Linked DNA regions of Homo sapiens: region 2 is linked to region 1. A link is a loop called in an ENCODE intact Hi-C map of the cell type or tissue named here. Cell type or tissue: GM12878. All regions are shown on one strand. Each heading gives the region's core, and the rest is flanking DNA. Links, peaks and the distances in the headings are about the cores only.

Region 1 (5,379 bases), core at 223-5,222:
TTTAAAAGGAAAGTTTCTTTACTCAAATGGATCTATAACTAGTGACACAACATAATGAAAGGAAGGATGAAGGATAAAATGTGTCAAGTATTTTGGGGAAGTGGGGATGAGTGAACTTGAAAAGTACTCTTTTAGAGTAATGAAAATAAAGCAGGGAAGAGGATGATGGATGGATGGATGGATGGATGGATGGATGGATGGATGGATGATGATGATGGTTGGGTAATTGATAGAGAAAAGAAAAGCAATGGAAACAGGAATAGAAAGAATTGGGAAGAGGGAGAGAATTAGATGAAGAGGAAGAGAAAGATAAGAAAGTGTGTAGATAGTGTCAAGGAAAGAATGCCAAGAGTTACTCTACAAATGGAAATAGTGATTATGTCCTCAGTTTTCTTTTCTGAAAATGAACAAAAAGGTTCTGCTTTCCAAGTGTAGCGTTGTCTATATCTATGGGGTAGACAAAGAAAAAGAGGAAAAAATGTGTTAGATTATGTATTCGTTTCCTATTGTCACTGTAACACATTACCACATTTTAGTGGCTTAAAATACAAATTTATACTTTTATAGTTTTGGAAGTCAGAAGTCCTAACATCTAGGTAGCCTTCCTGTGCACTTCTCTTGCAGCTCTGAGACCCAGCAACATCTTTGGGCTCTACTTTCTCATGATTCCCAAGATTGCCCTGGGGATACAGTTGCCAGATTTAGCAAATCAAATACAGGACACCCCAGCAGCTTTGAATTTCAGCTAGACAGCACGTGGGGTTTTTTTGTTTGTTTGTTTTTAAGTGGGCTCCAAATATTGCCTGGGACATAATAGCACTAAAAAAAATATGTTGTTCATCTGAAATTTGAAGTTAATGAGGTATCCTCTATTTTATTCTATCTGGCAAGCTTCCTTAGGGATTATACCTATTCCAACCAGCCAGATGGGGAAAAGATCATGAGTAATCATACTCTAGGGAGTATTTATGGTCCTGGCCAGGATGCATTTACTCATCAAGAATCAATTTGCTTCCCACTCTGGCCAGTTTTCTCTCACATCCCTCCACCAGCCACGCCTGTTTCTTCTAATCTGCTTTAATCATATTGCCACTCTTTTTATCATCCTCCCAAACTCCTCAATGTGTCCTGGGAGTCCCTGCCCCTAACCTAACTGGGCAGCCTCATTTATTCCTCACTCTTCTCTTCCCCAACTCCTGACGCCTTTCTTCCACACCTCATAGAAATTGCTGAGGAAAAGAGTCAAACTCTAAAATATCTGAAGAGATTTACTCTGAGCCAAATATGAGGGACCAATGGTCTGTGACACAGCCCTCAGGAGATCTCAAGAACTTGTGCCCAAGGTGGTCGAGGCACGGCCTAGTTTTATAAATTCAAGGGAGACAGGAGACATTAATCAAATACATGTAGATGTACATTGATTCAGTCCGGAAAGCCAGGATAACTCGAAGCAGTGGGGCTTCCAAGTTATAGGTAGATTTAAAATTTTTCTGATGGACAATTGGTTGAAAGAGTTATTATCTAAAGACCTGGAATCAATAGAAACAAGTGTCTGGTTTAGGATGATAAGGGGTCGTGAAGACCAAAGTTTTATCAATCAGATGAAGCCTCTAAGTAGCAGGCTTCCAAGAGAATAGATTGTAAATATTTCTTACCAGACTTCAAGGTCTGTGTCGATATTAATGCTGGTTGGCTTTTCCTGAATTCCAAAAGGAAGGAGGGTGTAATGTGGCATGTCCAACCCTCCCTTCACATTATGGCTTGAACCAACTTTGGAATGCCCTTGTCTGAGAAGAGGGGTCCATTCAGATGGTTGGCGGGGCCTTGTAATTTTATTTTTGGTTTACAAACTCTTTGAGCCAAAATGGAGTTCTTCTGTGCCTCAGTAATTGCTCAGAGAGGGAGGAAGGTCATGACTGAAATGGGCTGATTGTCACTTAAATTAACACCCAGTGCCCCACCAGGAGAAGGACCGAAAGCAAATCTTCCAACTTTCCTATGAAATCCCTGATTCCTTTTCCTCTGTCGATGGATTCTGGGTCCAGGGTCTTTAACTGGCTTGAGTAATTTTTGTTAGCATCTCCAAAAAGGTAAAAGAGAAACTGAGTATAGACAATACTGCAAAAATATAAATTCATTTAAGGGAGGGTGGTTTTTAGGCTTCCGTTCAAGAAAAATAGTCTGACCCAGTTTTCAACTAGGTCAAGATGTGGTAGACTGAGTTAAATCATGAAAGGCCCAAATTACCCTAGAGCAGAGGAAGATTTTTGTGAAGTCACTTCCTTGCTGCTTCATTTGCTGGAGTGAAACTTGCCTTTCCAGTCGAGTGAGTATGGTACCATGAGGGGGCGAGGGAAAATGAACTCATAACTTTAACAACCCTCTTCTTGCAATTTCCCATCCTCCTCCCAACTTTTACCAGGCTCACCATTCCTTTCTGCAATAGTTGGTTTTTCCCTGTTTTAATGAGTTGGAATGACCCCCTTTTCATCTCTTCCTTCCGCCTTTTCTTTTATTCTTAGCAGAGTAAGAGGGAAAGAGACTTGCAAGTTAGAACACGTAACAGTGTTCACTTTTTTCTTCTTCCTTATTTTCTCTGGCATCATAACTCTTACAAAGTTTTTGGTTCTTTCGCGTGAGTATTTACCTTAGCCTGTTTAAATGATCAAACTATTAAGATTCCTCTTATGCCATTCTAGTTTCTCTTATAAAGGCTTTTCCCATCACTTGGTTTTGTTGATCTTTGAAATTTGAGCCCTTTTGATTTCCTGCAAATGTTTGCTCTTTTAAGAAAGAGAAATAAAAATAAGCCACATTTTATTTTTGCCCCATGAACTTCTAATTTTCATGTTTCTATTAAACATTTCTGATCATTTCTCTTTTTTTCTGCTAAAACTTTTTTACTTTTCTCTCATTTATCTCTCCCCTTTTTCATCTAAGAGAGATCTTAAGAACGCAGCTTCCAAAGTCTTCTTTGCTTATTTCTTCCCTTTCACACTGCAATGCTTCCCGATACTTTTATCTTTTTATGTCTTTAATCTCTTTTCTCTGTTTCCCTCCTGACTCATTCCCTTCTCTCTCTTCCCCTTTGTATCTGTGCCTCAATTTTCTCAAGTTTTCCTTAGTTTTCTCTTCTTTTCTTTACATCTTCCTTGGTTTTTCCGTTAGTTTGTATTTCCTTGTTCTAAGGGAGAAGGAGGGATATCTTTTTTTTTTTTTTTTTTTTTTTTTTTTGAGACGGAGTCTCGCTCTGTTGCCAGGCTGGAGTGCAGTGGCGAGATCGCGGCTCACAGCAAGCTCCGCCTCCCGGGTTCACGCCGTTCTCCTGCCTCAGCCTCCCGAGTAGCTGGGACTACAGGCGCCCGCCACCATGCCCGGCTAATTTTTTGTATTTTTAGTAGAGACGGGGTTTCACTGTGTTAGCCAGGATGCTCTCGATCTCCTGACCTCGTGATCCGCCCGCCTCGGCCTCCCAAAGTGCTGGGATTACAGGCGTGAGCCACCGCGCCCGGCCGGAGGGATATCTTAGATATTCCTTTTTACTTCATAACAAAAATGTTCTTGCTTCCAAAAACTCTCCAGTAAATCTTCTAAACATGAACAGAACATATTCTGGCCTCTGACCTGCTTTGGGGGCCCCATTTCTTAAACCCTCACACTCACCTGGAGGGCCGGAGTAGAGGGAAGAATTGCAGTGCCGAAGGAGTGAAATAGACAAAGAAGACTTTAGCGTGAGTCTTGCCTCTGCCTAGACAGCTCTTTCCTTCTCTGCTAATTTCCTATTTTCCCTCTAAGACTTATCCATGGAGTGAGGACTTATTCTCACCTTCCTAGCCCTGTTGGCCAAATCTCATTTAACTTCATTATCACTCTAAATTCAAGGTGGGATTGTAAATTTGATCTTTTAAAAATTTTTTCAGTTACAGCAACATATGGAAGAATGCATAAAATAAATATACAGAATATTGAATCATTACTTTTTGAAAATCTGTGAAACTGCATGCAAATCAGCACTTCCTGAAACCTCATGTGTCTTGTTTCAGCCATACCCTGCTCACATGCTCCTGGAAACAACTACTGTCCTTTCCCTTCTGGTAATCACTTCTTCACTTTTCTTTATAGTTTCACTAGCTTTGTATGCATGCTTAAAAATAAAGTTTAATTTTTCCTGGTGTTGAATTTTATAGAAATAGGGTCATCTTGTGGGTGTTCTCTCTTGTCGTCTTCCTTTCAATCAATGCCATGTTTAAGATTCCAGGATGTTACTGCATTCAGCTGTAGTTTATTTTCTCTTCTGTCTAGATTTCCATTGTGTGTGATACCCCACAATTTATTTATTCTTTCTAAAGTTGATGGCCCAGTTTGGAGCTACAATAAACAATGCTTCTGAAAACATTCGTTTACAAGAATCCTGGCACATGTATGCATGCATTACTCAGGGACACGTATGAGAAAGAATTGCTGACTCACAGAGTATACATGTGTTCAGCTTTAGTAGAAAACGCCACACTGGGCCAGGCACAGTGGCTCACACCTGTAATCCCAGCACTTTGGGAGGCCGAAATGAGAGGACTGCTTCAGCCCAGGAGTTCAAGACCAGCCTGGCCAACATAGTGAGATCCTGTCTCTAAAAATAATAAAAATAAAAAATTAATCAGGCGTGGTGGCATGTGCCTATAGTCCCAGCTGCTTGGGAGTCTAAGGTAGGAGGATCATTTGAGCCCAAGAGTTTGAGCCTTCAGTGAGCTATGATCACACTGCTGGACTCCAGCCTGGGAACAGAGCGAGACTCTGTCTTCAAAAAGATTTTTTAAGACAAACTGTTTTTCAATGGGGTTACCACAGTTTTCTTTCTCACCAGCAATGTATGGGAATTCCTTTTGCTCCATAGCCTTGCCAAAACCCTTGCTTAACCAATGGGCAGAGATGGTATTTTCCGTCTCTATATACCTGGAGCTACAGGATTGACTGGCATGTAGAAGATGCTCTCATTCGTTATTTTATAAAATTCCCTTATGTTTATGAATCATTATAGACTTAGTCCAAGTCTAAAATTTTTCAAGGATCCATCTTAGGGGGATTTATGGTCAAGTGCATGTGAACAACACCAACTCTGGAAATTTTTTTTTTTTGAGATGGAGTTTCACTCCTGTTGCCCAGGCTCGAGTGCAATGGTGCAATCTCAGCTCACCGCAACCTCTACCTCCTGGGTTCAAGCAATTCTCCTGCCTCAGCGCCCTGAGTACCTGGGATTCCAGGCACTTGCCACCACGCCCAGCTAATTTTTTGTATTTTTAGTAGAAACGGGATTTCACCATATTGGCCAGGCTGGTCTTGAACTCCTGACCTCAGGTGACCCACCCACCTCAGCCTCCCGAA
Region 2 (5,379 bases), core at 191-5,190, 390 kb after region 1:
CCTGTTGAATGTGCGTAGAACTTATAGCAAAGGACTTACGGCGAAAATTCCAAGTCCGCTTATGAGTGGGGAAGTCCCTGGAGCAACTTTACAGGAACAAGGTCATGGCCATTTTTACCATAAGGATACCCTTATCAGTTTATCATTAGTCACCACCCCACCTCTGGGGCATTAATGATTCAGAAGGTTACAGTAAGAACAGAGTAAGAAAATGTACTCAGCACAGCATCTGGCATTAATGGAAGCACTGCTATCATTATTCTCATTGTTTTAAATATGGTATACCAATTCCTTTTCCATTCAGCGTGTGCTGTTTGTAAGTTACCAAGTCAACTGGAACTGCAGTTTAGCTGCAATTTGCCAGAAGCTGCCGTTAAGTGAACCACCTTGTGTGCGGCTACCCTTTGCTCAGAGCATTGCTGCACTTTGACTGGTTGAAATCCATTGTGCTCTAAGTGATCTGAACAGCAATCAGTGATATACATGAACAACTATTTTTCACTCAGTTCATGGAAGTTTTTATTTCTTCTAAGTAAATATCAGACAATGTTCAGTTTGGAAGATTCTGCAGATAAAATTCTCCAAACACATCTAACCACAGAAACAACATTCATTTATAGATGCTTTATTTGGGGAGAAAAAGGAGAGTGTGTGTGTTTAGGAAGTGATGTCAAATTTTCTTGACTCAGACCTGTATCGCCTATGTGTGCCCATACATGAAGGACAGTACAGCATGGTGGTATCAGCAAAGTTTCTGAATCAGACTGTCCAAGCCTGGATCTCCCCTGGGAGCTTGAGCAAGCAACTTAACTTTTCTGTGCTTCAGTTTCTTCACCTATAAAATAGAAATGATCATACCACCTACTTCATAAGGTTCCAATGAGGATTAAGTGATTTAATATACGAAAAGCACTTAAAACAATGTCTGGCAGATAGTAAGCATTCTACAAGTGTTAGCAATCATTGTATTTCCCTCTTTTCCCATCAACAACCTCCTCTACAACCTAGACAGAATAAGCAAGTGTATACATGTATACATTAGCTTCCCATAGTATAATGTATATTATATTTTATATATATATTTTCTTGTTTCATTTTGTTGTTTAATATCCTAAGTAGGGCCAGGCACAGTGGCTCATGCCTGTAATCCCAGCTCTTTGGGAGGCTGAGGTGGGTGGATCACCCAAGACTGGGGGTTCGAGACCAGCCTGACCAACATGGAGAAACCCATCTCTACTAAAAATACAAAATTAGCCAGGCATGGTGGCGCACACTTGTAATCCCAGCTACTCGGGAGGCTGAGGCAGGAGAATTGCTTGAACCCGGGAGGCAGAGTTTGCGGTGAGCCGAGACTGCACCATTGCACTCCAGCCTGGGCAACAGAGTGAAACTCTGTCTCAAAAAAAAAAAAAAAAAAAAAAAAATCCTAAGTAATACATGAATATAATCTCATTTTTAAAAGAAAGCAAAACAAAACAAAACAATGCTGGTATAGTGAGTTGAAGCATCTCCTAAAACTTCACATTCAACCAGAACCTCAGGATGTGACCTTATTTAGAAATAGGACCTTTGAAGATGTGATTCATTGGAGAACTCAAGATGAAATCATTCTGATTTAGAGTGGGCCCTAAATCCAATGACTAGTGTCTCTATGAGAAGAAGAGAGGACACATACAGACATACGGGGAGGAAGGCCATGTGATGATGGAGGCAGAGGTGGGAGTCATGCTGCCACGAGCCGAGGAACACCTAGGACCACCAGAAACTGGAAGAGGCAAGGAAGGATTCTTCCCTAGAGCCTTTGGACCTGCTGATTCCTTGATTCCTCACCTGTAGCATAAAGAATTGTGAGCATAAATCCCTGTTATTTTCAACCACCTAGCTTGTGACAGTTTGTTACAGAAGCCCTGGGAAGCTAACACAGCCAGTAAAGCCAAAAGTTCCCCAGCCCACAGCTCACACTCTCCCATTCACATCGCCTCGTCCAGCAGTCGCAGCACATCGTTACCTTTCCAGACCTTTTTTCTATGCTTTTACATATCCAATACTATGGATTGGATAAGTAATATTTGGAATGCTATTACTATCCAAGTACATAGAATGCTTACTATCTGCCAGACACTGTTCTAAGTGCTGTTCATACATTAAATCACTTTATCCTCATAGGAACTTTATGAAGTAGGTGATAGGATTATTTCTATTTTACAGGTAAAGAAACTGAGGCACAGAAAAATTAAGTTGCTTGCTCAAGCTCCCAGGGGAGATCCAGGATTGGACAGTCTGATTCAGAAACTGTGCTCATAATCACCGTACTATACTTTATCTAGTTGACAATAACCACATTTGATGAATGTGGCAAAACCGCAGAACAGCAACTCAACATTCTGCAGCCTTAGTCGCAGCCAGGCACCGTGGACCACAGCCAGGACGAGGGTGCTGCTGCCGCCGCCCCCAGGAGACCTGGGGAGCGTGGCCTTGTCTCCCATAAGCATTGCTTCTGATTTACAGCCCTTAAAAGGCAGGAAACCCTCTAGAATAATGACTCATTTTTATTACACATGGGCTTTCAGGGAAATTTTAACAACCCCTATTTCTCCTTTTTTATACAGGTTACATTTTTGGTCTATTTTAAACATCTTCAAATCTGATAAATATGGGTCCATTCTCTATAAGATCTAGAAGTTGCCATTTGAAGAGTATTTTGCTGCATCTTCCAGCTGTGAGCATCATACATAGGGTATATGATTGCATGAAAAGATACCTTCTTTTTTTTTTTTTTTTTTTTTTAGATGGAGTCTCACTCTATAACCCAGGCTGGAGTGCAGTGGTGAGATCTCAGCTCATTGTGGTCTCTGCCTCCTGGGTTCAAGCTATCCTCCCACCTCAGCCTCCCGAATAACTGGGATTACAGGCATGCACCACCCCACCCAGCTAATTTTTGTATTTTTAGTAGAGACGGGGTTTCACCCTGTTGGCCAGGCTGGTCTCAAACTCCTGACCTCAAGTGATCCACCCACCTTAGCCTCCCAGAGTGCTGAGATTACAGGTGTGAGCCACGGCCCCAGTGAAAATGGATCTTCACATGCAAAGTTTCAAATGGAAAGAATATTAGAAATCACTTAGATTGGGAGGCCGAGGCGGGCGGATCACGAGGTTAGGAGATTGAGACCATCCTGCCTAACACGGTGAAACCCCGTCTCTACTAAAAATACAAAAAATTAGACAGGTGCGATGGCCGGCGCCTGTAGTCCCAGCTACTCACGAGGCTGAGGCAGGAGAATGGCATGAACCCGGGAGGCAGAGCTTGCAGTGAGCCAAGATCGCGCCACTGCACTCCAGCCTGGGCGACAGAGCGAGACTCCGTCTCAAAAAAAGAAAAAAACAGAAAAGAAAAGAAAAAGAAATCACTTAGACCAATGACTCAACAGGTTTAGAGTTAGAGCCCCTTTTGAGAATCAGATAAAAGATACCACTCCCCTTTCCTTAACTATGCACCAGACACGTAAAATATCATCTCAGGCTGATCCCGTGCCCAAGGTTAAAATCCCCCTCATTCTACTAAGGAAAACGAGGGATCTGATGGCAGAACCAAAACAGGAACCCAGATTCTCCACAATGCATCGTCTCCCTGAGGTTCCCTCTGTCTGAATCTGAAGTCTCCAGTTTGTCTACAGGGGCAACAAAGGTCAGGGGGTGGGAACAGAGGGAGGGGAACCCTGGATTTAAGGAGGATGGGCCAGAGGAAGGAGAGTGTCTAACAGGTAGACTAAGTTTGTCCGACCCACCGCCTGTGGGCCGCACGGGGCACAGGACAGCTTTGAATGCGGCCCAACACAAATTCATAAACTTTCTTTAAACACTATGAGGTTTTCTGTGATTTTTTTTTAACAGCTCATCAGCTATCGTTAGTATTAGTGTATTTTATGTGTGGCCCAAGACAATTCTTCTTCTTCCAGTGTGGCCCAGGGAAGCCAAAAGATTGGACACCCCCGATCTAGACCATAGACACAGATGGATTCCTGGACATGGTACTCCTCCATTCTCCACAAAGGCCAGGACAACAGAAACCAGATTTACATTAAAGCAGTCCCACCTCGGATAAAAGAAGAAGAATTCATTTTAATCTTTGCATTTCTGAAAGGATTATATATCATGTCCTCTTCATGCTTTTTTTTTTTTTTTTTTTTTTTTGAGACAGTCTCACTCTGTTGCCCAGGCTGGCATGCAGTGATGCGATCTCGGCTCACTGCAACCTCCGCCTCCCGGGTTCAAGCGATTCTTCTGCCTCAGCCTCCCAAGTAGCTGGGAATACAGGCATGTACCACCACACCTGGCTAATGTTTGTATTTTTAATAGAGACAGGGTTTCGCCATGTTGGCCAGGCTGGTCTCGAACTCCTGACTTCAGGTGATCTGTCCGGCTTGGCCTCCCAAAGTGTTGGGATTACAGGCCATAAGCCACCGTGCCTGGCCAAAGCTTCTTAAAAATAGAATTAGCATCTCATCTTTCTAAGATGGTCTGAATGTAGACAGATAAGAAGGCAAGAGAACCGACCCATCAAGAATGTTAACTATACACCACTCCTGCCTCTTTCACGTGGAGCCGGCATCACTCATGTTCATTACACCATTTCTAGCTAATACCACGTGTAGCCTTGGAATCCCTTGCAACTAACTCTCTGCTCCAGAAGATGCTGCTAATGATCCCAGTTGGCTGTGAGATCTGTACCCTGTTTGCCACTCTGTGGCTAGATGACCTTCCCACATTGCTTCCAGTCTCTTGTGATAGTTCCCTGTAGTCTCATTTGAACTTTCTGATGGCTTTACTTGATTCAGCAGAGGCCCAGAGACCTCTCTTTCTAGGGCAGTAATCTCTCCTAGGATTTCTTCTAATAGCTGTACTCCTGCATTCTCAGTCATGTGAAATAATTAAGAAAGCCCCAAGTATTCTTGCTTCTAACTTATTTTTTCACAGACTATGAAGGCAGGTCCTCAGAAGCATAAAATTCAATCTCATTATTGCCCTTCGATCTTGGGTCTCCATTTTGTGATGCCCTTTTATGTATCGGTGATTGTTCTCTCAGTGGACTATATCCCTAATATTAGACTTTGGAAAAGGGGGGAAAAAAAGGCCAGGCACGGTGGCTCACGCCAGTAGTCTTAGCAGTTTGGGAGGCCAAGGGCGGGCAGATCACTTGAGGTCAGGAGTTCGAGACCAGCCTGGCCAACATAGTGAAAACCCATCTTACTAAAAAAAAAAAAAAAAAAAATTAGCCAGGTGTGGTGGCTCACTCCTGTAATCCCAGCTACTCAGGAGGCTGAGGCGGGAGAATCGCTTGAACCTGGGAGGCAGAGGTTGCAGTGAGCGGAGATCGCACCA

What was found. Peaks named below come from ENCODE experiments on the same cell type or tissue, not always from the same donor. Only the 100,000 strongest peaks of a DNase experiment are listed, where the experiment ranks them.
Region 2: it touches region 1 in a loop (3-fold over the local background); 1 of 110 quality-filtered maps calls a loop at or near these places.

Annotation. Positions count from the first base shown.
Region 1 is chr2:227,845,717-227,851,095 of GRCh38, reverse strand. No RefSeq gene overlaps it. Among named protein-coding and RNA genes, the nearest start is that of DAW1, 23 kb to the left of the region's middle. In GM12878, for the core only: no CTCF peak of the experiment used is centred there; a DNase peak (open chromatin) is centred at 2,345; H3K4me3 peaks cover 294 bases; H3K27ac peaks cover 949 bases.
Region 2 is chr2:227,457,287-227,462,665 of GRCh38, reverse strand. No RefSeq gene overlaps it. Among named protein-coding and RNA genes, the nearest start is that of MIR5703, 12 kb to the left of the region's middle. RefSeq lists an enhancer at 2,258-2,347. In GM12878, for the core only: no CTCF peak of the experiment used is centred there; a DNase peak (open chromatin) is centred at 2,424; H3K4me3 peaks cover 694 bases; H3K27ac peaks cover 2,841 bases.